Linked DNA regions of Mus musculus: regions 2, 3, 4, 5 and 6 are each linked to region 1. Evidence: chromatin loops called from intact Hi-C (ENCODE). Cell type or tissue: left cerebral cortex. All regions are shown on one strand. Region 1 holds the start of 2700081O15Rik (RIKEN cDNA 2700081O15 gene). Region 2 overlaps Naa40 (N(alpha)-acetyltransferase 40, NatD catalytic subunit). Region 3 overlaps Macrod1 (mono-ADP ribosylhydrolase 1). Region 4 holds the start of Macrod1 (mono-ADP ribosylhydrolase 1). Region 5 holds the start of Rcor2 (REST corepressor 2). Region 6 overlaps Mark2 (MAP/microtubule affinity regulating kinase 2).

The links. Hi-C counts contacts between places; a loop is a spot of excess contacts. Peaks named below come from ENCODE experiments on the same cell type or tissue, not always from the same donor. Only the 100,000 strongest peaks of a DNase experiment are listed, where the experiment ranks them.
Region 2: a loop joins it to region 1, with 6 times the contacts of the local background. A loop is called at or near these places in 17 of 42 quality-filtered maps.
Region 3: it touches region 1 in a loop (3-fold over the local background); 19 of 42 quality-filtered maps call a loop at or near these places.
Region 4: it touches region 1 in a loop (3-fold over the local background); 18 of 42 quality-filtered maps call a loop at or near these places.
Region 5: a loop joins it to region 1, with 4 times the contacts of the local background. A loop is called at or near these places in 21 of 42 quality-filtered maps.
Region 6: a loop joins it to region 1, with 3 times the contacts of the local background. A loop is called at or near these places in 16 of 42 quality-filtered maps.

Annotation. Positions count from the first base shown.
Region 1 is chr19:7,416,339-7,420,338 of GRCm38, reverse strand. 2700081O15Rik (RIKEN cDNA 2700081O15 gene) reads right to left here and starts at 2,714. Exons shown (of 5, transcript NM_175381.6): 1 at 2,422-2,714; 2 at 1-272. The coding sequence starts at 2,560. In left cerebral cortex, a CTCF peak has its summit at 2,285 (motif pointing right); DNase peaks (open chromatin) are centred at 2,019, 2,248, 2,833 and 3,301; H3K4me3 peaks cover 2,722 bases; H3K27ac peaks cover 1,730 bases.
Region 2 is chr19:7,233,105-7,237,104 of GRCm38, reverse strand. It overlaps Naa40 (N(alpha)-acetyltransferase 40, NatD catalytic subunit), which reads left to right. Exons shown (of 8, transcript NM_027643.1): 2 at 1,947-2,042; 3 at 2,949-3,001. Among named protein-coding and RNA genes, the nearest start is that of Naa40, 6.1 kb to the left of the region's middle. In left cerebral cortex, a CTCF peak has its summit at 2,106 (motif pointing left); a DNase peak (open chromatin) is centred at 2,098.
Region 3 is chr19:7,066,371-7,070,370 of GRCm38, reverse strand. The region is part of intron 3 of Macrod1 (mono-ADP ribosylhydrolase 1); the gene reads right to left. Among named protein-coding and RNA genes, the nearest start is that of Macrod1, 12 kb to the right of the region's middle. In left cerebral cortex, CTCF peaks have their summits at 1,007 and 2,089 (motif pointing left); DNase peaks (open chromatin) are centred at 2,048, 3,672 and 3,884.
Region 4 is chr19:7,056,219-7,060,218 of GRCm38, reverse strand. Macrod1 (mono-ADP ribosylhydrolase 1) reads right to left here and starts at 3,451. Exons shown (of 11, transcript NM_134147.4): 1 at 3,037-3,451. The coding sequence starts at 3,328. In left cerebral cortex, CTCF peaks have their summits at 2,130 (motif pointing left), 3,309 and 3,510; DNase peaks (open chromatin) are centred at 2,225, 2,606 and 3,510; H3K4me3 peaks cover 1,906 bases; H3K27ac peaks cover 1,126 bases.
Region 5 is chr19:7,266,752-7,270,751 of GRCm38, reverse strand. Rcor2 (REST corepressor 2) reads right to left here and starts at 2,473. Exons shown (of 12, transcript NM_001320554.1): 1 at 1,664-2,473; 2 at 931-987; 3 at 571-651; 4 at 146-198; 5 at 1-54. The coding sequence starts at 1,790. In left cerebral cortex, CTCF peaks have their summits at 1,876 (motif pointing right) and 3,361; DNase peaks (open chromatin) are centred at 879, 1,861, 2,529 and 3,330; H3K4me3 peaks cover 2,871 bases; H3K27ac peaks cover 2,089 bases.
Region 6 is chr19:7,337,699-7,341,698 of GRCm38, reverse strand. Mark2 (MAP/microtubule affinity regulating kinase 2) reads left to right here. Exons shown (of 18, transcript NM_007928.3): 1 at 1-531. The coding sequence starts at 478. Among named protein-coding and RNA genes, the nearest start is that of Mark2, 2.2 kb to the left of the region's middle. In left cerebral cortex, no CTCF peak of the experiment used is centred here; DNase peaks (open chromatin) are centred at 1,145, 2,453, 2,950 and 3,875; H3K4me3 peaks cover 3,190 bases; H3K27ac peaks cover 1,520 bases.

The sequences.
Region 1 (4,000 bases):
CTTGAGGGTGGCCAGGGAGCTGCCACACACCATACACACCATGCCATGCCGGGAGGGGATGAAGTCCATCAGGTACTCCAGCCGCCAGTGGTCGTGGTAATAGCGCCGGTGGTCCCTGCCGGGGATGCGACTCTTTCCAGGCCTCGAGGCCCGAGCCTCACAATGATCTGAGTATTTCCTGCCTGAAGATGCTGGTCCCCTGGCCCTGGAGGAGGGTAGGGGGGTACTCCCCCAGGACCCTAAGGCACCCCCTTCCAGCTGAAGAGCTTGTCCTGAAGAAGGGAAAAGGGAGACAGGCTCTCAATTTCCTATTTCCAGAGAAAGGACCTAGGGCTTTGATTTGGAAGCATGAAAAGGGGGCAGGGGAGGTTAGGGCAAGAGAGGGGTGGCAAGAGCAATGAAAGGGAAGTGGGTGATGAGGGGGTTGGAACACCCACACAGAGAGCAGGGACCCAGCTGGAGAACAAAGAGATGTGGGCACTGGGCTAGCTTGCTGAAGACTTTAAAACCAAGGTGAAGGCCACGGAGTTTAAGGAGGGATAAAGCCAGAAGCTCAGCAGGCTGGGCAGTTACAGCCAGAATACAGCAAGCAGTAGGGAGAGGGGAACAATAGGGGGTATTTGTCTGCACCCAGATCTGTGCACAACACCCACCCACCTGAGGCCCCTCCAGGAGGGCACCCACCAAAGGTTATCTCCCTTTCCCAATATGCCATCCTGTAAATAGCAGTTTAAGGATGAGGTAGGAACTGTCAGGTCTTCCACTGGAGGGACACCTAAGATACAGCTGTCAACACCTCCAGGGAAAGGAGTTTCTCGGACCTGGACTTCCCCAGAGTCTGGGAGGCACAATGACCCGAAAAGAGGAGGTCGGAGGGCCAGCAGAGTGACTACCGACTGCTCTTCAGACTGGGGAGCAGCCACCACCCATCACACCCATTAAGTCGTTCTAGTTTATCTCATTTGTGCTAGCAGGGATGTGGTTGCTGCCAGCCCTCCCAACAGTGTGCACTTCTGGGGCCTCTCCAACCATTAGTGTTCTTTCACTTTGTCAAAGACACCCAGAGCCCTCCTTGCAGTGCTGGCTGACCATTTTTTATTTAGAAAACTGTCTCCTGGCCACAAAGACGAAACAAGCAGACTCTGGCATTCTCTCAGTACAGAATCCCAGAGTCAGACAAACAAATGACAGGATCAGAGAGGGCTCTTGTCCTCGTGTGGAGTTGTTTGGTTTTTTGGTTTTTTGGGTGTTTTTTGTTTGGTTGGTTGGTTGGTTTGGGGGTGGTTTTTTTGTCTGTTTTGGTTTGAAGGTTTTGTTTGTTTGTCTTCCATTACTTTTTTTTAAGGTAGAGGTATAGAAAAAACATTAGATTCAAGATCTGGCTTCACTGGTGCCTTGCCCAGTGACCTTTGGTAGGTCAGTCACATCCGCTCTCTGGGCCTATACGCCTTTGTCTGCAAATGCACTGACTGAATAGCTAGCATCCTACTAAGCATCTTTCCAGTGCAGGACCACTGTTAAATCTAAGGCAGACTGGCCCTTTAAGAGCAGAAAGAAGAAAAAAATAAAAGAAAGAAAGAAAGAAAAAGGAGGAGCTGAGATTTTTTTCAAAAAAATAAAAAGGGGGGGTGGGGGGCGGGGGCTTATAGGGAGAGGAGCTCAAAGAGTAGAGAGCACTCTCCCTAGTACGGATGGAACCTCCGCTGATCTAAAGGCAATGAACCTTACAGAAGGGAGACAAAAAAAAGCAGTTGGTTTTAAGGGCCAACTAGGGCCGGCAGGTCTTGGTACAGCTGACAAACTGGGGCCAAAATCGATTCTGAAACGCGACAACGCACGGGTGGGGCATCCACCTTCGTGTGCGAACCCATCCCTCACTAAGACCTTCCCGACGTGGGGTATGACAGACGGGGGCCCCCAGGACGCAGGCTGCGCTTTGTTTCTCGTAGCGTAACCGTGAAGGGAAGAGTTCACGTCTCCAGCAAGGCCACGCAGAAAGGGATGGCATAACCGAGAACAGCGGAATCCCGAGCTATGCTACTCTGGGGAAAGCCTCAGAAAGGGACAGAGGGACTGGGAAGCCTTTAAAAGACAGACCACCTGGGAGTGTGAAAGAGAAAGGGCGGGAGCCGCAAGTTCCAGCACCTCGACTCCCACGTCGCTGCCCCCCCCCCCAAAAAACGAGCAACGCGGGGCCCTTTAAGGAGCAGGGATCCGCCCCAGCCCGGCGGGCAGACCCCGCCACGGGCAGGGAGCGCCCCGCGGGCCTTGTAGCTGCTCTCTGCGCCCACCAGGTGGCGCCCCGAGCCGCCCTGCGCTCGTCCCCCGCTTTGTTCGGCGGCCGAGAGGGGCCCGGAGCCGCAGCCCTCCCCTCCCCCACGCCGGGGCCCCCCACCCCCGGTCGTCGGCCCCAGATCTTACCGCCGTCGTCCTCCTCGGGCTCCGTGCCGCCGCTCGCTGCGGTGGGCGGCAGCCGTCGGCCCCGTGCCGAGGTCACTGCGGGCCCGGGGCCGCCCCTGCCGCCGCCGCTCCGGCTCCGGTGGTCCCCGCCGGGCTCCATGCGCTGCGCTGCGGAGCGGGGGCCCCGGGGCGGCGGGGCGCGGGGCCGCGGAGCCAGCGGCGGCGCACGCGGGGCGCTCGGTGCGCGGGGCCCCCGGGCGCGGGGCGCATTCACGGGCGGCCGGCCGCACGGACGGCTGACTGCTCGCTCGGCAGCGCGGGCTGGACCGGGGTGGGGATTCCTGTCTGGGGCCCCTGGGGCTCCTTTAAGGGCTCCTGGGTAAATTTAAAGGGGCCGCGCGCAATTTCCTCCTGCCAGCTCGCGGGGGGCTGGTGCGGGGAAAGCGGGAGGTGGCAAGTCCGCAACGGGCGCTTGTTACGGACGCGGGGAGCACGGTCCTCAGCGCCCTCGTGGGTCCGCCCTGCCGCGTCCGCAGCTGCAGCTCCGGCTGGTAAAGAGTCGCCGAGGTGACCAGGGGCGCCCGTGTCCAGTCCGCTGCGACGCGCTTCAGCCACCGCCCCCTCGGGGCATCTCCGAGCGCGGCTCTCCGCAGCCCGCTAGCAGGGGACCGCCCGGTGCGGCGGCACCGTTCCCCTCTCCGGGGTGCCTCGTCCTCCCGCAGGAGCTGGGCGCGGGCCCCAAGCAGACGCGCCTGGCAGGGGCCCCAGATGGCCGCGGCCCCGCGGAGAGGGTGGAGCCGTGGGGGCTGCCGCGCCCCCTCCCGCGGGAGCCTGGGGCTAGCGCTGGCAGCTCTGGCTTCTACCGGGGAGGGGCGGCGGGGCGAGGTTTCCCTGGAGCCGGCCAGAGTGAGGGCGGCGGCCGCGAAAGCGCAAGCCGGGAAGAGGGGCGCGCAGAGGAGTGTAAGAGAGCTAGCACGCTGCGCCTGGCCAGCCGGCGTTCCGAAACAGAGGTGGCCCTGGGCTGGAAGCCGGAAAGAGAGGGAGACTGCGGCGGTGATTCAGGCTCCTGCCCCCGCAGGCCTATAGGTACCGGGTGAGGCACTCCGCTCAGCCCCGGGCTCCTGCACAGGACGAAGGTGCAAAGAAGGGACTGGGATCCTGGTGATGGGCAGCTGGAGATTCGCATCCCTAGGCTGGAAAACCCTGGGGCGAATTCTGGCTTCGGCCGAGGGACACCTTCAGGTCTCAGGCTCCCGGTAAGCCTGGAGAAGGAACCTCGAAAGGTTGTAGGGTCGAGGCAACCTGGGGTCCTGCCAGGGCCAGCTGGAGAAACAGGTCCTCCCTTAGCCTTTGGTTAGTCGTCCACAACAAAGCAGAGGCCTGGAGATCCAAATTACAGGATGCCAGAGACCATGAGGGTCTAGAAGTGGGTTTTATTCCCTCCCTGTCGGGGAGGCACACCACAGTCAAAGAAGGCACCATTCATGGAGTCATTCTCACACTTAACACCTACTATGTGCTACAAGAGCTGACACTCTGGACATGCAGCAGTGAACAAGATTGCTACTAATGCGGGTAACTTAGACATCCTCAGTTTATA
Region 2 (4,000 bases), 180 kb after region 1:
AAAAGAAATTAGTTGCTAAGTGGTTGCCTGAGAGTGCTCGAAGCCCCTAGCTTTATCTCTGCAGGATATGAGGTCTTTGGTGACTGAGCTGAAGTCTAGACAAAGGCTGCATCTGTGGCCTGGCCCCTCATGTCTCCATTTGGCCACTCACTCCCTGGGGAACCATGCATGAGTCATGCTCCCTTGGGCCTCAGTTTCTTAATGTATAAAGGTAAGTGATGGCTTCTACCCTGAGCCTTGACCCATGTATTCCTGTGAAAGTACTTTGTTAATGGATTTCAGCGTGGTGTTGAAGCCTATATTCCAGAGGGAAAATAAATCCCGGAAAACCAGTTGGAGGGGCTACTTCTGTTCCCATTTGCACCTCCGTGAAAACAGCCTCAGGCTGGGGGTATAGTTGAATGTTAGACCACTGGCCTGTCATGCACAAGACCCTGAGTTCCATCCCCAGCACCACAAAGACCAACAAAAACCTGTATGTGAGCCAGGCAGATTTCTGAGTTCGAGGCCAGCCTGGTCTACAGAGTGAGTTCCAGGATAACCAGGGTTACACAGAGAAACCTTACCCCGAAAAAACAAAAAACAAAACCAAAAAAAAAAAAAAACCTGTACGTGCATTTCTCAGGAGAGGTGAGAAATGAGAGCTAGCCTGGCTCCTAGCACAGTGGTGGGAAGTATCTGGTGCTGGCATTTTGCCTGTCAGAGAGTCTAATTCTTTTACCTTCTGATGCTGAAATACAAGTTTGGCAGTGCTGTTCCTTTGAACATCCAGGCTGAAGTTACGCTTTGGAGCTAGCCCGTCTGTTTAAAAGCTGGTTTTTAATTCATGTGAATGTTGATTGTTCAGTGCCCTGTCCTGGGGCCAGGCAGTGCCACAGTCACATTGGCATTGGTGGTATTTGACCTCTCTCCAGTGAGCTGTGAAAGATGTGTGGCTGGAGTCAGGAGATCTGGGCTGCTGGTCCTCCCTGGTAGGGTGAACAAGAAGGTATCATTGAGCACCTTTCTGTAGCCCTAGTGATAACAGCTCCAGGCAGGACTGGAGGCTTTACTCTTAGACAGGGCATGATGTGTTTTTGTTCTAGAACCTGGCAGGGAAAAAGTAGAAAGCACTTTTGATGAAAAGTGGGGGTTGTAGCTCACACCTGTAATCTTAGCACTTGGGAGGCTGAGCCAGGTTGATTACTGTTGAGTTGGGGGCCTGCATGAGCTACAGTATGAAACCACTCTCTTCCCATGCCCCCACCAAAAAAAAAAAAAAAAAAATAGGGAGAAGGGATTTTGAAAGAGCCCCATATTAGCCTTCAAGTAGGGTCTGGTTAAGATGCAAGTAGGGACAATTTCCCTGTGTCGTGCCCCATCCCTGCTGTCGTGCCCCTGCAGCTTGGTCTTGCCTCTGCCCTGAAGTGAACCATAGTCTCTCAAGCCACCCTTGACATCAGCAGGGCCATGCTGTGACTGCCACTTGGCCTGGGCTGCGCAGACGTGCTGGGTGTGGCTCTGAATTGCTTCCACGGGGCTGTCTCATAGTTAGAAGACTCTAAAGAAATGCTGAGCCAGCCGGCCATGGTGGCGCACGCCTTTAATTCTAGCACTCAGGAGGCAGAGGCAGGCGGATTTCTGAGTTCCAGGCCAGCTTGGCCTACAAAGTGAGTTCAAGGACAGCCAGAGCTATACAGAGAAACCCTGTCTCAAAAAAACAAAAAAACAAAAAAACAAAAAAAAAAAGAAAAGAAAAGAAAGAAAGAAATGCTGGTCTGGGGCCATCTTAGATCCTAGATGTTCCTGAAATTGAACATTCCTCCTTAGGAAGGAACAGCCAAGTGAATATGTCCACACATCCAGGTTTCCTATTGCAGGGTCAGGTTAACGGGTTCAAGGCCCCTTGGGTTCCTCTGAGTGAGTTGGCTATAGCCCTTCCAGTGGTGGTGTTTTCCTTGTTGCAGAGAAAGTCGAGCAAAGCCAAAGAGAAGAAGCAGAAACGATTGGAGGAGAGAGCGGCCATGGATGCTGTGTGTGCCAAAGTGGATGCTGCCAACAGGGTGACTCTCAGTTCCTCTCTCAACTTCAGCTCCTTTCTGTTTTTTTACTTCTTGGCGCCACCAAGTGGCAGATCTCTGGCACTGTCCACACAGGCCCATGCCCACACAGTTTGGGGAGGAGGGGCTGTGGTTGGCTCAAGTGTTGAGGGTTGTGTGGAAAGGCTACAGGTTTTCCTGATGTGGAACGTGGGGAGATTTTTTGGGTGAGGAAACCTCTCATGAGACATAACACATGGTTCTTAACTCTTCCTTCTTTCAGAGGTTACTGGCTGCCCGTGCGTACTGTAAGCTCTGCTTTACCCAAGGCTTCACTGGCCTGGTCCCTGGGACTGCTCAGAGGAGCAGCAGCTGTGAATCAGCTCTGTGGGATGGAGGGTGGGGGGTGTCAGAGCGGGTCTGAGAGCTTTCACCCTGAGACTGAGAGTTTGGCCTTGGTACCCTTCCTACATCATGCTGTATTTCACATTTTCCCCTAATGGGGCTGGAGAGTGCACATGAATGTAAGTGTGTAAGTCCCTGGAGCTAGTGTTACTGGAAGTTGTAAGCTGTCCTGTATGGGTGCTGGGAAATGAACCCAGACCTTCTGAAAATGCAGTAAGCACTCTAACTCCTGAGCCATCCTTCTAGCCCAATACGTTAATTTTTGTTAATTCCCATATTGGTAAATGGCTGTGCCTCTGAAATGATATTCTGCAAGGTTGTGCTTTTCTGTCTCGGTGACTGTCAGGTTGCAGTTATTTGTCCCTGAAATATTCAAGCAGATTGGTCATTTCTTTCCTGGGTTAGCTGTACAGGGGCAGGCATTATGCCACAGGCTTGCTGATTGTTCTCTTTCACCACATTCATGGTGTCACACCTCCTTACTAGTGTTGTCTTCCTTCATCTATGTCTGCTCTCTGCCCACAGCTTGGAGACCCTCTGGAGGCATTCCCAGTCTTCAAGAAGTATGACCGCAATGGGTGAGTTGCACTTAGCATTCCTAATGTCATCTGGTGCACCTTGGAAATTCACTCCTCCAGCAAGCTCCATTATTTGAAAGCAGCAACTGCCTGTTGCCTCTTGTTGGTGCAGTCAGTCTCCCAGTTAAGGTGATGCAGGAATTGATGGGTGGAAACATTGTGTGTAATTGAGGTTGTATGAGTACACACTGACATCTTTTTAAGACTTATATCTTTTTTTGTTCAAAGGATGAAACTTGGAAACTTGTCAGCCTACTATCACATTTTGATTGGGAACCGGAGGCTCAGAAAATGTGAATAACGTTCCTGGGTTTAACTCACATCTAAAGGAGTTTCTGATTCCCAATTCAGTGCTTCTTCCATTTATTTATTTATTTATTTATTTATTTAGTTTTTTCTGTGTAGCCCTGGCTGTCCTGGAACTCACTTTGTAGACTAGGCTGGCCTCGAACTCAGAAATCCGCCTGCCTCTGCCTCCCAATTCAGTGCTTCTTCCATTTATTTGTTTGTTTGTTTGTTTGTTTGTTTGTTTATTTTGGTTTTTCTGTGTAGCCCTGGCTGTCCTGGAACTCACTTTGTAGACTAGGCTGGCCTCGAACTCAGAAATCCGCCTGCCTCTGCCTCCCAAGTGCTGGGATTAAAGGCGTGCGCCACCATGCCCGGCTCAGTGCTTCTTCCTTGAGTATACAGTATGTCGGCTGTTTAACACTAGTTAAAGTTCTTAGCCTGGCTTACCTAGTTTTGTGATCAGAAATGGGTCTAAAAACACGAGCGGGACTGGAGAGATGGCTCAGTGGTTAAGAGCACTGACTGCTCTTCCAAAGGTCCTGAGTTCAAATCCCAGCAACCACATGGTGGCTCACAACCATCTGTAATGAGATGTGATGCCCTCTTCTGGTAGTGTACCCATAGACATTAAATAAATAAGTAAGTAAGTAAATAAATAAATAAATAAATCTTAAAAACAAAACAAAACAAAAACAAAAAACAAAAAAAACC
Region 3 (4,000 bases), 350 kb after region 1:
CACTCTGTGGCCGCTCAGACGCTCAGAGTCGGGGCCTGCTCTTTACACACCGGGATCCAGTACCCTTCAGGGCATCAAGAAGGGATGAAACAAGGGCTTGGGGTGGGGGCGAGGAGGGTGGGGGATAAGAGGCGGGTAGGCTCTCACAAATCAAAGCCGCAGGACTTAAGCTGAGTGCCACTCAAGCCTTATTTTAAATAAATAAGCAGCTTAAAAGTCTCCCTGCGAGGCCAGCTTGTCGCTGTGAGACATGGCTTCCCACCCATTCTTTAAGGCCAGGCCCCAGATCCCAGGCCCCTCAAAGGCCTCTGTGACCCTCTCGCCTCCCTGCCACCTCCTTGCAGAATTAATTGGTCCCTGCGGCTTCACGCATACTTTATTCAACCCTCCCTCCCGGCGCCGCCATGTCACATTATATTCTACTTAGCTGCTCTTGCTCTGACTTCCCCAGGACTAATTTACTGGGGCCCTCTGTGTGTCAGGGCTAAGCATGTGTCATCTTCACTCCCACACAGGCTGGGGCCCAGGATGATGGCAGTTTCCAGATGAGGACCTGAGGGATGGGAGGTGCTGGCTGGAGCCCCCAGATTCCACTCCAAAGGCCTCAGTGCCCTGACACACATGTGTAGACTCAGACTGCTCTGAAGAGAAGAAGGGCTGTGTCTCTGCACAAAGTGTGACATTCATGCATGCTCTGCCCTAAGATGACTCTGAGGCCAAAGCCAGGCCACTGGACCCCGGGACTGGCCAAGAATGAGGGTCTTTGTGTTCCCAACTGAGACTTGGCCATCTCGGGCACAGGGGCCCACAAACACCAGACATGATGTTAAGGATACATCCATCCCCTGAGGCAGAGCGAAGACTCAAGCCCTGTAAAGGTCACAACACCTCCCACCCCAAGTGGAGAAGCCCAGACACACACAGTCCCAGGGGTCAAAGGAAAAGCTAGAGACACAGACACTGCCCCAGCCTTTCCGATGCCTGGAGGACAGAATGGCCACAAGGGGCTCCCCAGCTTATCTTGCCAGCCAGCGTGGCAGTCGATTTCATTAAGATGGATGTGGCATACCCTTGTGGGCAGGAGCCATGGCCAGCACAGATGGCAAGAGCTTGGGGCTCTCTCTCGGGCACTGCCCTGATGGCCTTGGCCGTTAGCCCATGAGGCAGCCGTGGGGAAAGTTTAGTAAGTTTGGCTTGCCCCTGTGACCTTAAGCCCTGCCACTCACTAGCCAGGCATCCCTCCTTCTCTCTGCCCCAAGCATCCTACCTCTGCCACACGGCATGCATCCACATCACAGACACACATGCCTGCCATCACACTCCACCACCTCACACGCACCAGTCACATCACACATGCCATTAAAACAGAACTGAAATCAGTCCTGGGCTTCACAATGCTAGATGGCCAGTAGAAAGACAAGGGTGAATGTGAGGAGTAGCAGGGGAGGGCACTGGACCTCCCCTCTACACACACTCCCTGACTCCTATACCAAGGGACAGAGATGCCTACAACTCAGCCAGAGATCCTTCCCTTTAGCTTCCCACTTCTCAGCATAGGAATAAGATCCAAGTCTCCCCGTCCCCTCACAGGCCCCCTCGGAGGCCCAGGGGGACACAGACAGACAGACAGACACACACACACACACACACACACACACAGTGGAAGCCCTGGTGGAACTTCAAGCCCCAACCACTCCCAGCCCACCCTGTGCACCACAGGCTATCATATGCCCACAGGCCAATGCTACCCTTGGCTTCAAAAATAAAAATTTAAAAATTCCCACCCCGAGATAATTGCTCTCTCCTCTCGCCTATTGTGGTGGCTCTGCGGTCGGCAATGAGAAGCAATTATTCACGGCTAATGATTATAATCAAGTCAAATAGAATTTAATGGACACGCATTCTCTTCCTGCTTGAAACTTTACATATGAATTAAGCACATATGGGTTTCACGAGGCTCGGACGCAGATTTATGCAGCCCTGAAAAGCCCCACATTGCCTGCGACTTTTATTTCACTAATAAAGGCTGATTTATGGGCTCCTCGGAAACGCGATCTCTGCTGCCTCCTGGTGGGCGACTCTGACAGGGTGAAGCCAGGGCCCAAAAGATCGCAGGGGGTTGGGGAGAGAACCCAGGCCACTGAGGACTCCTCTGACTAAGACCAATACCCGCATCAAACACTAGGGACGCAGGCTCTGCGTGGAAAAACCAATGTCCAACATCTGCTTCAGCTACTGCTTGCCATTCACTTGCCTAACACCAAGAGGTGTTAGGTCCACTAAGGCAAGCGAGAGGAGGGATGGCTGGCCATCTACAGGAAGCAGCGAGTCCTTGGCACTCGGCATGATGCTAATGGTGTCACAGTGCAGGTGTCGAACCCTTGGCTCCCGTGCAGGCGGTAAGTGAGTGTCATTCCCACCTCGTGTCCCCAACAATCCGACAGATCACTCTCCCTCATCCCCATCGTGCAGAGACAGAAGCCTGGCAAGTGCACCTCCCCGGATGCCACGTCCTGGGGGAAGCATGGCCGAGAAGGCCGCCAGCCCAGGGCAGCCAGCTCAGCTAGTGCTGGAGTGCGCCTCAGTAACAGAGCTGACAGGCAGATCCATGGACCCACCCTGTACCAGTCTCCAGAGCCCTCTCCTGCCCCTCTGATACTTTGGTCCCTGCACCCACACTTGTTCACCAGCCAGGCTGCCCGCTTTTCCATTGTCCATTTTACAGCTCCACGGGGGAAGAACCAACTGGGTGCCTCGCACACCTTCGGCAGTGACCAGCAGAGTCAGGTGCCAGGGCAAGGCAGAGCCAAGAGACTTCCTGAGGACCTCTGGGGTGGGTAGCAACATTCTCCCCGAGGAGCTGGTGCAGCCTGTGCAAACCAGATAAGGCTGCCTTCAGTCAGATAGATTTGTCGAACTCCCCGCCACCTACCAACCCTGTCAGGTTCTCCAGGGAGACACACAGATGCAACAGCAGAAATGCAAAGGTAACCCAAGCTCTCTCTGGCACTGAATGCCAGCTGTCACTTGTGTGCCTGAGACAGGCGGGGGGGGGGGGGGGGAGTACAGTGAGCATCCTCTACAAACACCAGCCTAGAACCCTACCAGAAAATGCCACCCAGATCACAATCAGAAAGGACCAGGGAGCAGCCACCTCTGCTGGATGCCTGGTTACTTAAGGAGGCCAAGGAGGCGTGGACAGCATCAGCTGCATCCAGTTCTAGAGTCCTGGAAGAACCTCCTCCCTTGTCAAGACTCAAGGATGGCAGAGCAAGCCAGGCGGCAGAAGGTCTACAAGTACCTGCGGTGCCCTGGGCTGCACAGGGGAGGGGCTGGTATCATCATACCTTTTTCCTGTGAGTTGGAGCTCTGTGCTAGGAGTTCTGCCCTGATATTCACAGAATCATAGAAAACGATACCTCTACTGCCTACTGTAGTTCCTGGAGGTTGTATGAGGGAGGAAGGGAGGGAGGGAAGCCACCCGACCTTGTTCCAGGAAGTTCCAACACACGTACACGATTTACTATCCCCAGACACCAGTTCCTGATGACTCCAGAGCCCTTCCCAGAGCCTCTTGACCTCAGCCAGACACACACGGCCTTCTCCCCTCCCCCACAGAAGCAGCTGCCTCCTCTCTACTCATCACAATAAACCGCCAAGCCAGCAAGAAGAGACCACGTGCAGGAAGCGGAGCAGCTCGCGGCCCAGGCACTGGAGAGCTGCCAGGGGGCTGAGGGAACCTCTCCGTCCTCTCCCTTCCCTTGTGAGCTCCCTCACCTGGCCAGGTGTGGAGTGAGGCAGGACTGGTGGGGGTGGGAAGGCAGCCACAGTCCCCACCCCTGCCCTAGGTCGAGGAGAGTTGGCTCTGGCCTCTTCTCAGGCAGGGAAGTGTGGCTTCATTCCAGACAGCTTTCCCCCATCCCCGCTGCTAATGGGCCTCAGGGCTGCAAGGCAGCTTGGCAGAGGGAGGTGCCCCCAGAAGGCAGGTCAGGGCTTCAAA
Region 4 (4,000 bases), 360 kb after region 1:
CACGGTGCAGATCAAACAGAGAACAACACCCCATCAGGAGATTCTGCTGGGGGGCCGAGCCCTTCCAAAGCACTGATGCTTGCCCTCCTACCCCTCACCTACCCTCCTGCTGTCTGCATGCAGCCTGCAGCCTGCAGCCTGCCTCCGGCTGCCTGAAATTATGCTTTGAATCTGAGCAGCCCCACAGGCTCAGGTCCAGAGGTGGGAGTTGGCTGGCAGGAGCTGATCACTGCAGGTCAGGTCTTGGGCCTCAGTTTTGCCTGGCTCTAGGCCTCTCGTCTGTCACTCCCTCCAGTCACCACAGTCCCACTTTCCCTTTGAGACAGAATCTTGCCAGGTAGCAAGGCCCTTGCTGTATAGCCTACACCAATCTCCATCTCACAGCAATCCTCCTGCCTCCACTTCAGAGTGCAAGGAGCACAGATATGTACCAGCATGATCTGTGCATGGGGATCCTCTGCAACCATGAGTCAAAATGAATCTTCCTTCTTCTTTCTTCCCTTACATGGGATTAGTGTGGTCTCTGACAAGCAAAAACTAACGTGTTGCTATTCTGATGAGAGTGGGCCGCTGAGCAACCCCAGGATTGTACCTTGGTTTTCCTGTAGGGTGAGGAGGCCCGGGAGTTTTCACACCCCCTGCTATTATAGTTTTTCACCCTAAACTGCCTACACATCAGTCTCATGTGAGTCAGTGGGCCAGTCTTTGACAGAAAATCCCCTAGGAAAGCAAGCATCTAGACATATCCCCTGTCCATTAGAGACATGTGTCAGGGTGGTCTGGTCTGAGTAACTTAGTGAAGCCTAAAGGCCCATCGGCAGAAGAATGGATATCCAAAGTGTGGTACACGAAGATGGAACCCTTCGCAGCAGAGGAAAAGGAGCATAAACTGTCATAATGCATCCGTGTGGATGACAGAGTGAGCTCCAGGCCAGCCTGGGCTATAGAGGAGAACTTTGATTATTGTTTGGTTTTTAGATACAGGGTCTCACTGTGTAGCCCTGGCTGGCCTAGAACTCACTTTGTAGACCAGAACAACCTGGAGTTTACAGAGATCTGCCTGCCTCTCCCAAGCGAGTGCGGGGATTTTAAGCTTGTGGTACCAACCCTTCTCTCTCTCTCTCTCTCTCTCTCTCTCTCTCTCTCTCCAAAAAACAAACTCTCTGAGGAGATCTCTGAGTTTGAGGTCAGCCTGGTCTGCTCTACATAACAAGGTCCAGGACATCCAGGACTATATAGAGACTCTCTCTCAAATAAACAAACAAACAAACAAATAAAAGGAAAATTTAGACCAGACCACCCCACATTTCCATGCCCAGAGCCTTCTGCCCCAGGTCACGGAGGCTTGGAGTGCCCACTTCCACACACTAGGTAACTGAAACCCGAAAGGCCTGCCTTGTCTCACCACTCAGCCCCTGTCACCACTGCCTTTGGGACTGCGTTTGGTCACAATGGGACCACCTCCTCCAAATCTAGCCCTATCTCCAGAACCTGGAATGCCCTTCCCCAGCTGGTTGCTTTACTTCAGGTCCCTAATGGGCCACCTGACCTTCCCAGCTCTTCATAGTGCACAGAGGACTATGTCGCCATAGTGTTTCTCCACTAGACAGACTCTTGCCTGGCCACTCACTGTTGAATCCTACAGCGCTGGTACCAATAGGGCGTGAGGTAAAAGTTTACTGAATGAGGGCCAAGGAGATAGACGGGTTAGTGGGTGGGTAAACGGAATTTGATCCCCAGAACCCATGCAAAGGCCTAAAAGCTAGCCGCAGCACACTGGCATCTCTAATCCCATTAAGCCCGGCGGAAATGGCAAGCGGAGATCAGACTCTCCAGAGGCTCAAGGACCAGCGCCCCTGACTCCCCGCTTGGCACAGAAAGGAAGAAAATAGCGTCTGTCCAGCAGCTGAGGAACCTCAGGTCCCATCAGCTTTCCCAGGTTAGGCTGGTTTTCAGGGTCACCAAGGAAAAGGGAGCTACGGGGAGAAGGGCTGGAATGTAGAAATAGACGCAGACGGTACACTACGTGTGGTACTGCCCCAACTCTCCTCCTCTCCCTGGGTTGCTGCTCTCCATGGGTAAGCAGGACTCTAAGGAAGAACACTAACTCCCTCTGCTGGAATTCTGGACGAGCCCCGCAACTCCCGGCCAAGGTTGAGGGAGTGGCAAGTTCTGATTGCTCCCAAAGAAGACTGTCAAGTGCTTTAGGATCCTGGGCAGACTTGCAACAAGGGAGAGCTCTCTTTTCTAAAAAGGAACCAATCTGAGGTTACCTTCAACCCCGCTTGACCCAGCCCCCATGGTCACGCCCACTAGCAGCCCAGCCAATGGCCTTAGCCGCTCATTGGGAGGAGGATCGGCCCGGAATAATAAGGGAAGCACTGGCGCTGAAAGGCAGGGGCAGCTGGACTGCCACTCAGGGCTATTTGGGGCTCTGCACTTTGCATTCCAGTTAGCGACTAGGTCGTCCGGGACCCGTGGCCCCTTCCTGGCATGCCCGTCCAGGAGGAGAAATACTTTCATTCTTGAGGGAGTCAGTGATTCTCACAAGCCCACGCCCGATGTCAGCCTGCTCTCCAAGTTCTATGATCCCAGTCCCTCAAGAAGGAGCAAAGTGCTGGCAAGGGGCCAGAAGCCAGCAGGAGGGCAAAACGGGCACCTACCATACTCCCAGAGAGGCCCCCGAGCTGCCATTCTTGGGGCTACCTGACCCTACCTGATAGGCCAAGCTTCTACACTTTGCCTTTGCACACTCCCAGCCTGACCTTGGGGAAGTGAACTCTGGCCCTAAGCCTCAGTTTCCCTCCTGTGCATGCATGGAGGAAGGTGGCAGATCCCAGAGGATCTGGGGGTGTGGGGGGTGTGGACTACCTGGGACCATTGCTGAGGTAAGGCCGCCTTCCCCACTCGTTTAGTCAAGGGGTAACCTGGTGTAGGAGCTGGGTATGGATGTGGGCTAAAGGGGTTCCCGAGTGTCTCAGTTGCTCGTGGAGTGCCTTTCGGCCGGGGAGACCCACGCCCTGCGCTCACACTTACATTTGGCCTCCTTCCAGTCGGTGGAGGTGCTCAGGTCCACCTTCGCGGCCATGGCCAGGGGGGCCCAGGTGCGCACCCAGGCTCCACGCCCCGCCGCCCCCCACGCCCCAACTCCCGCCGAGAGCCACGCGCAGTAGCCGTGCTCGCCCAGTGCCACCAGGGGACCGCACGCACTGCCACGGGGCCGCGGGCCACCCGCCGAGCGGCCGGGCCAGGGGCGCAGGGAGACCAGCAGCTGCCCCGCCGCGCGCAGCTGTGCCAGGCGGCCGGACACTTGGCTCTGCAGCGACATGAGCAGGCGGTGCCGGGCGGCTCCCCGCCCACTCGGACTCTATTTACGGTGCTCCGGAGAGTCGCGCTCGGTCCCTTATTTACTCTGGGACGAGAGTGGCGCGTGCCAGCCCGTGGCGACCTGCTTAGAGACCGCGGGCGGCGCGCCGCTGGGCACCCTGGAACTTGTAGTTCCGTCCCGGCCCACTGCGCTCACGCACTGGTAGCACACACGTGCGCACCCAGCCTGTCTGTGTCCTCCCGAGTGTGGCTGCAGCCAACCTTCCGAAGCTCGGTGATTCGACAAGGCACTCCGTGCGTGGGTTTTCCCGCCAAGTCGGCTTCTAGTTCTTTCCGCCTAGTTGCCGTGGCTCATAAGTAAACTCGGTCCTATCGCGTGTTTTGTAGGCATAGAGAGACCTGGACTTGTGTTGGTGCCTCCGCATCACCCAGCTCTGCTTCTGATCCACAGCAGCTGCACGTTCCAGCCTGCCAAGGTGGGGCGGGGGTGATAGGTGCCGCGGACCTATGTGTTAGGGTGGGGCAACTTTTCTGAAGAGCTCGACCTCCCTTAAGCTCCAAGAGCCAAGCAGCGCCGACTGAATTCCACAGCAGCTCACAAGACATTAGTGAGATTTGACAGGAAGAAACCTAGGTGTCAAATAGGCATGGTAAGGCATACTTACAATCCAGC
Region 5 (4,000 bases), 150 kb after region 1:
GTCAGCCAGTGATTTCTCCACATCGTGTTTATGCCACAGAAGCATGCCGAGTGCCTGGTCCAGGACAGAAGCCACTCAGGTTCTGCCACGGCAGCACTGCACTGCCCGGTGGGCCCCACTCCCATCCCTCGGGGCCCCCACCCACCTGCTCAATGTTATAGCCATGCTTCTCCTTGGCCATTGCAATGTACTTGTCAACTGCAGGGGGGAAGAGGAGGGTCACACGGAAGCCCCACAGTAAAGACCACTCGTGGGCCTACAGCCCCCTACCAGACTTCCATGTTAGTGGGACTAACAGCTCACTTCTTTTTTGTTTTTTGTTTTGTTTTGTTTTTTCAAGACAGGGTTTCTCTGTATAGTCCTGGCTGTCCTGGAACTCACTTTGTAGACCAGGCTGGCCTCGATCGAACTCAGAAATCCGCCTGCCTCTGCCTCCCAAGTGCTGGGATTAAAGGCGTGCGCCACCACTGCCCGGCAACAGCTCACTTCTAAGGAAGAGCTAGCCTTAGGAGGACAGGAACTAAAACCCTGTTCCTGAGACTGAACGTGACCTGGGCCCAGCGCACTCACGTTTGGCATCTGATACACAGTGGTTGGGGGACCACACCAGCATTCCCTTCAGCTCCTTGTTGCTATAGCGTGCAGGGCTCTCTGAAAGGATGAGCAGAATTAGGCACTCACAGAAACAGGAGACCACTGAGCAACACAGTCAAGCGAGGAGGTGAGGCCCAGAAGGGAAGGAGGAGCTGAGACCCAGACAGGAAGGCAGAGCAGGAAAAGTAACAGTGCCACGGGGCCACCCACCCCGCCCACCGCCTGTCCCTCAAGCAGGAGCCAGCCAAGAGTTCCCAGGTGGGGCTGTAGGCCAAGCCATCAGCCTCCACCCCTCCCTGCCGCCCTCCCTCCCTCCATGTCTGTCCTGCCACTCACCAGGCTTGCACTCCGGAATTACTGCTTGGTAATTGGTTCCAACTCGGATCATGCTGTCTGTGGAGCCAGGGGAGGCAGTCAAGACTCCAGGGAAGTAGGGGGAGGATATAGTGAGGGGAGGTAGCTGATCTGGAGTTCTCCTTCCTGACCACTCAGGGACCCCCACCATACAGGAGACTCACTTTTCCTTGATAGTGCCCCCCAGCTACCCTCCGATAGAAGGTACTAGGAGAGTCATACCCTGCCTAGTCATGGCCATGGGGGGAAGGGGAGGTTAAGAGGACACTTTTAAAGCCCAGGCTAGAGCAAAGTGCTTTGTTCTAACTGGGGGTGGGAGCTTGGAGGGCTGCCCCTAGATCTGGACCACAGCCTTGCAGAGAGCTCGGGGCTCCTCCCCACCACATGAGCTTCACAGCTCCGCATAGAGGTATCTTCCCAGTACCTGGTCCAATCAGACCTCAGTCCCCTGCAAGGCTGCAAGGTATGAGGACCCAATCCATCCAAGAGAGGCATCCTAAGCTCCCTCAACGACTGAGGGCAAAGGGGAGGTGGGTGGTCAAGGGCCCAGCCTGTAGATTTCCTGTGCCGGCAACACCAGGCACGAGAAGGCTGAGGTTGCAATCCAGGAGCGGCAGAAACCATCTGTGGTTCGCAACTCTCCCCCCCCCCTCCTCCACCTTCCATGATCCCTCCCCGGACCAGCGCGCCTTTAACCCTAGGCCACCAGGCTCACCATGAGAGTGCTCCTCCTCGCTGCTGTCATCCTCCGAGTGTGGCTGTCCGCCGTTGGGTGCCGTCTTGGCCCGACTTCGGGACAAGATCCCGGAGCCCGCACTGGGCTTCTCCATTACTGAGGGCATTACCCTACCCGGCAGCCCCGAGGGGCACGGGATCCTTTGGAGAGCGCAGGAGCTTGCCGCGCTTGCCTCGAGTGCTGCGCCTGGCCCGGCCTGGAGGGGTCGCCACTGAGGCTACGAGAGGCAGGAGGTCAGCGTGGCTAGGGTCCGGGAGGTCGGGGCCCCGGAGGGCAGCCCTAACGCTCACTGCGACCCCCACGGGCGAGGACGGCAGAAAAGTTTGTGAAGTGGGGGTACGGGGGAGACGGCGCGGCCGGGGGCACGCTCGCTCCGTGCGCCCCTCGGGGCTGGTTCTCCCCCGGGGAGAGTCGGGGCGCGTTGCCCTCGGGGAGCCCCGGAGCCGCGCCGCGCGCCTGCCCACGCTGTTTGGCCAGCAAGGGCTACCGCGCAGTGGCCGCCGCAGCTGACTCCGCGCCCCTCGGCTGCGCTGAGGATGCCCCGATCCCCAACGGAGGTAACCCTGCCCGACCCGACCCCACGGCAACCACGCCAGCCGGCTGGAGCCCCGGCGGCAGGACGGCGCGCACGGCGTGCGGCGCTGGAGCAGAGTTGCCGGGAGGCGGGCGGAGCGCAGCCGCGGGCGCCGCCTCGCACCCTCCCCGGCGCGCTCGCTCGCCCCGCCGCGCTCGCGCTACCGCCGCTCGCTCGCCCGCTCTCCGCCGCCGCTCGCTCCTCGCGCACACAATGAAGCTGCTGGCAGGGAAGTAGTGCCGGCTGCGGCCTCAGCACCCCTCCCCCAGCCGATGCCTCCGCCAGCTGAACATCTGGCCCTGGGGTGGGAGGGAGGGCCCGGGGGGCGGGGCCTGGGGCCGGGGCTAGACCTCCAGGGGGTGGGGTCAGGACCGGAATGGGGCGCACGTACCCCCCCCAGGGAGCACCCTTGGTGTCTCTGAGTTCTCAGACTTGGCCCTTTTGGGTAGACCCCAGTGCCCCCCAGGAGAAGCCCGGGGTCAGCCCCACCCACAAGCACACCGGTTCCACACACTACTGGGCTCTGGTTACTGTGGCCTGCCCCGGGGGCCCTGAGGCCGCCTGTCCGACCGCCCGGGTGGAGCCCAGCTTTTCCTTCCATTTCCCTTCCTGCCAAGGAACTCCCTGCCCCCCCTTCCGCAGGGGGATCCCCCCCTTCATGCGCCCTTGGGGGCCAAAGCGGATGGGAGGCCGGACAGGCGCAAGATGAATTTCTATAAGAGCCACTGGGCTAGAACCTGACTTCTGCTAGGTCTGTGGGTCCCCAGGGGTCACCCTAGTGTCTTTCAACTGCTGCAGTCTGCACCCAAAACAGTAGTATCAAAGATTGAGGAATGAGTATGAAAGGTAATAGGGCAAGTTCTGGGCTGAAAGGGGCGAGCTCCTCACTGGGTTCACTGTCACCCCAGCTGGAAGCAGCATCCCCCCTCCCCCCGGACAGGCACAGGCAGAGTGACAGACAGGGAAGCGGGTTGGGAGGCACAGACGGAGTTGGGGGAGGGGGTGGGCAGAGACTTTCAAAGCCAGACCCAGCCACCCTGCCAGGCACACAAAGAGCCAGCGCACTCACCGGCAGCAGCTCGAAGCCTGTGAGCTGCGCCTGTGCCCGTCCCCGCCGCCTGGGGCACGTGCTGCAGCTCACACAGGCCGAAGCCCCCGCCCGCTGTCCCTCCCACGGGGAGCCCGGACTCCTGGACACGCCTCTACCCGGGCACACCCGCTATGCCCAGATCGAGCCGAGCCTGCACGCGCACCCTCCTCTCCCTTCCCTTCCTTGGCCACTCTGTAATCAGATTCCTAAATTTAGAAGCAGCCCTGGCCCCAACCGGGGATCCCTGCCCCTACCCACTGGCTGTGGCCGACCGGCCTGGGTCCTGTGGTCAGGCCACGACCTGGCTGGGGCATCCTGTTCCTGGGGGCTCTTTGCCTGCGGCTGGCAGAGTCAGACACGACCCCGCCCGACTTCAGCACTGTCCGGCCACATAGGGCCACCCAGTCAGCGGCCACGTTGCCCGCCACACCTTGGGCCAAGGTTATGGGGCCTTTTTTCCTCCCCTTAAATCATGAGCTGGGCACCAAGCCTCAGGGTGGGGAGATCTGGGACAAAGAAAGAAAGAAAGAAAGAAAAAATGAACCAGAGGCAATCTGAGCTGAAGGGGTCTGTACCAAGAGGCAAAGCGACTTCCAGTGGCCCCTAGAAATGAGTGGCAGGGAGCCAGACCTGTCCCCAATACCTGTACCTT
Region 6 (4,000 bases), 79 kb after region 1:
GAAAAGGCTCTTCCCCCTCCCGTTCCTAGTTGTTTCGGATGTTTCCGGCTCTTGCCGGCGGAAAGAGCCGAGGGCTGGCGGTGGTGGCGGCCATGTTGGGAGCAGCAGGTCCGGCGGCGGCTGCCTGTGTGTCGGGCGCGGAGCAGTGCGGCTGAGGGCAGGGGAGGAGCGAGGCAGGCGGCCGGCTGCGGCGGTTGAGAGTAGGCGGAGCGGCGCGGCCGGGCCGAAAGGCGGCACAACCCAGCCGGGGGTCGGGGGGGGGGGTGCGGTCCGGAGCCGCTCGGAGCCGGCGAGGCCTAGCCCGAGCGGTGCATCACCGGGCTGGCGTGAGCCATCGCCCGGCCTCCCCGCACCCCCGGCCGGGGCCCATGCAGCGGGTGCTCCTGCTGTGAGAAGCCCCGCCCGGCCGGGCTCCTAGCCTTCCCTTCCCTATCTTCCTCCAAGCTTCTCCATTCCCTCCCCTGAGATACCGGCGCCATGTCCAGCGCTCGGACCCCCCTACCCACGCTGAACGAAAGGGACACGGAGCAGGTAAGGAGCCCTCAGGGCTCCCCTAATTCTGTGACTGGGCCCCTGCACCTTACGGAGGCTCCCTCCCTCAGTTCTCCTCGTGCTCCTGCTTTCTTCTACAAGCCTAGGCTGTCATCTGGCCCTGGGTTCCAGCCCTTCACATCCCTCTTCCGAATCCTGACCTGGGACCCACGTCGTCCTGACTGAACTGCACACTTGTATTTCTGCCAAACGCCCCTCGCCTCTCACCGCCCTCCTGCGCTCTTCCGTGCTATCTCCCCAGCTTCCCCCTCTCTTCCCTTTTCTCTCAGGGGCCTTTCTGGTCTTCCTCCACCCACGCTTAAAGCAGCCACCTTCCTGCTCCTCGAATAATACCCCGCGATTTGCCGCGGATTGTTGCCCACCTCTTTCTGCATCTCTCTAGCTTTGTACCCTCTCTACCCGCACCGGCTCTCACAATCCTCGGTTTTCTCCCTCAAGAGTCCGTGTCTCGGGAGTGTGTTCTCGGTCCCTTTCCCCTTTCACTTCCCCAGCTTTTTCTATCCTCCTTTCCCGTTCCAAATTGGGCTCTCCCTGTTGCTTGCAACCCACCAGCTCCACCCTCGTCACCTTTCCAAATCGTTCGCCTACTCCTTGCTCATCACTTTCCCTTCTTTTCGGCAGGAGCTCCCAGGCTCCTGGCACTGGCATGTGTCGCTTCCGTGTTTCCCATACAGCTGTCATGCGCATAGTTTTCCCACAGGTTGCCTTTGGGGTTCCAGTCACCGCTCCCTTCAGAGTCTTTGGATCACTCCTGTTCTCTTCCCCCTGGGGTTTGGCATTTAAGTCCTTGGGCCTCCTGTCTGAATGCTCTTCCAGATTATCCCTGGGCTCTCCTCTACCGTGGGAAAGTCAGTGTTTTAGTCTGGCTGTATTAACATAACCTGTTGCTCACTCTTTTGCGGGCTGCATCAGCTGCATCAGTCCCTACTTTACTGCCTACTTACACTGCAACACAAATTCCGATACTGTCTTTCCAAACTGGTGGCTGTCACTTCTCATAGTATCATAGTATCTTTCTTGTTTGCTACTTCCTATTGCTCAACCTTCCCCCATCTCTCTTACAATACCTCCTTAATCAGTGCTGCCTTTCCTGTCCTAATGGGTCTCCTCCTCCCCTCCCAGTCTGTTTACAGCTTGTATGCTCTGTCCATTCCCTTTCTCTTAGCTAGCCTTTGCGGGTCCCAGGGTGTATGCTAACTGCTTATGCTGCGCACCAGCTCCTGGGCTGGCCTATGCTCTCCCTTTCTCATCCTGGCAATCACTGCTTTTTGTCACCCAAGCTTTTGCCTTTTCTGTGTCGTCCTCTCACCTATGAGCCATTGCTTCCACTTCACACTTCTCTCCTTTGTTTCACTGTCTCTAGTGTCCCTCTCTGCCTGCCTTTTGGACAGTCCCTTGCCTGTCACATGTTTCTGGGTGAATTTTACTAAACACAAACTCGTTGGAAAGGAGCAGGCTTTACTCAGCACACCCTGGTGTTTCCCTCCTGTTCCCTGTTTTCTCTGTAGCCAGGTAGGCTCGCGATGCTGCTGTGTTTGCTTAGCATCAACTTCCTTCTTTGAGAACCCTCTTTATCTCTTTCCTGTGCTTTGCTGCTGTTACTCTCCTGCTGTCTGTACCTGGAGCTAAAGAAGCATCCGGACAGTTTTCTGACACGATGGACCCATAACACATAGGGGCTGTGTGCTCTTGGGCCAGAGCAGGGGGTTGAGAGGGAGGGATGGTTGATTGATTTCATGCCTGGTCTGGCAGCTAGTCCTGCCTGGGACAGAGATCTTCAGAAACTGAGGAGCTTGGTCTGTGTTGCACAGTCCCTTGCTTGCCAGCAGTGTCTCTTGGGAAACACTTTGTCCAGGCTCTTCTGAGGCTGGTCCGTGCATCCTCCTTTCTCCTACTTCTCGCAGTAGCTAGACCTCAGTTAACTGGAGAACTTTCCCAGACTTGGTTATGAGCAGGGAGAAGGAGGCCAAGTGACTGACTGGTACTTTCAGGCATGTGGGGCGTGGTTGACCTGCCTGTTCCCCAGAGAGGCAGGCTGTGGAGGCACCGTGTTGGGCAGAGTGGCCTCGGTGTGGTTTCTTTGACTGTTTACTAAGTGTAAATGCACTATTGGTCTTCTGTGTGCTCAGATGTGCTCCACACAGTATTGGGTCATGAAGTTGAGGTTTGATGCATGTACACTGATTTCAGGAGAGTGGTAATCAGTGGCCAGTTTGGCACGTGAGCTGCTTCGTGATAACTTGGTCCAGAGCAGAGGCTGCCTTGTCATTCTGCTCCTCTTAGGCTCCATTTCTGTTCTTGGTGGACCGAGCTGCATGCAGTCAGTTCCTGATTCTCCACTCACACTGTCAGCTTCATGTTCTGCCACCGCCTTCGAAAAAACTTGGACTTGGAAAAGCTAGGTGCACACCCTTCCAGGTGCCTAGCTGTTTCTCTTTGTTTCTTGTGCTGCTGATTTGCTCAGAGCCTTGTTCTTGATAGACACGTTATACTCCCCAGCCCAACCCTGTGTGCTTTAGAAACAAAAACAAAAAGCAAGAGTCAGTTCAACATCCACCTTCTTCAGAGTAGACCCGGCTACCAGGTTGAAACTAAATACCTTCTCCTCAGTCCCATTGCACATAGTGAAGCCATTGTGGAAGCTCAGTCATTGCAGTCACCTCAGTGTTAGGAAATAAAAAGCAAAGAATTTGGCTGGGCAGGTCCCTCTCCACCGTCACCTTATTTAGATTTAAATTAGTTAAGCTGGTTTTACCAGAGAATAAGTAAGCAAACTTCTGTGGATGTTTCCAATCTCTTCCTTTTCTCCTTCTTTCTTTAAAATTGTGGCTGATAAGCTGTTTCTAGGAGCTCTTTGATCACTTCTGAAACACACAGAACATGTTGAAGCATAAAAATAAACCTTATGTTGCAGAAGATTGCCTGTTTGCTGTCAACTCTGCTTTTAACAGTGAAAGTAGATAAAAGAAAGCCAAGCTCTGTCTTGAAGATAATTTTGGTGACACCTGATTTCAGATGTGCACTATCACCAGAGATGACTTCCTTTTGCAGGATTCTGACCTGGGGCTAGTGGTTTTGGGGTTTCTAAAGTCTGTGAGCTGAGCTTTCTGTGAGCTGCTTTTCCAAATGCCTCTGCTGGCCTGGAGGCTTCGCAGCCTTGAAAGTAATCAGCAAGATGACTGTTTGTCTTCCAGCCAGCAGCAGCCTTAACAGTCAAGTGTGGAGAAGGGTACAACTTCCAGAGTTCACCTACCCCAGGCTAGCGCTTTCCCTAATTTCTGGGGGAGGGGACACATAGCTTCATAACCTGGAAACAGAGTATCTGATAGAAAACAGGAGCCTTTTGCTTCCCATCAGTCAAATGACAGTTCTGCCCCCAACTCTTCTAGAGAGTGGGTGGCAGAATATATTCTCAAAGAGGAGTCTGGAAGATTGAAGAAGAGGACAA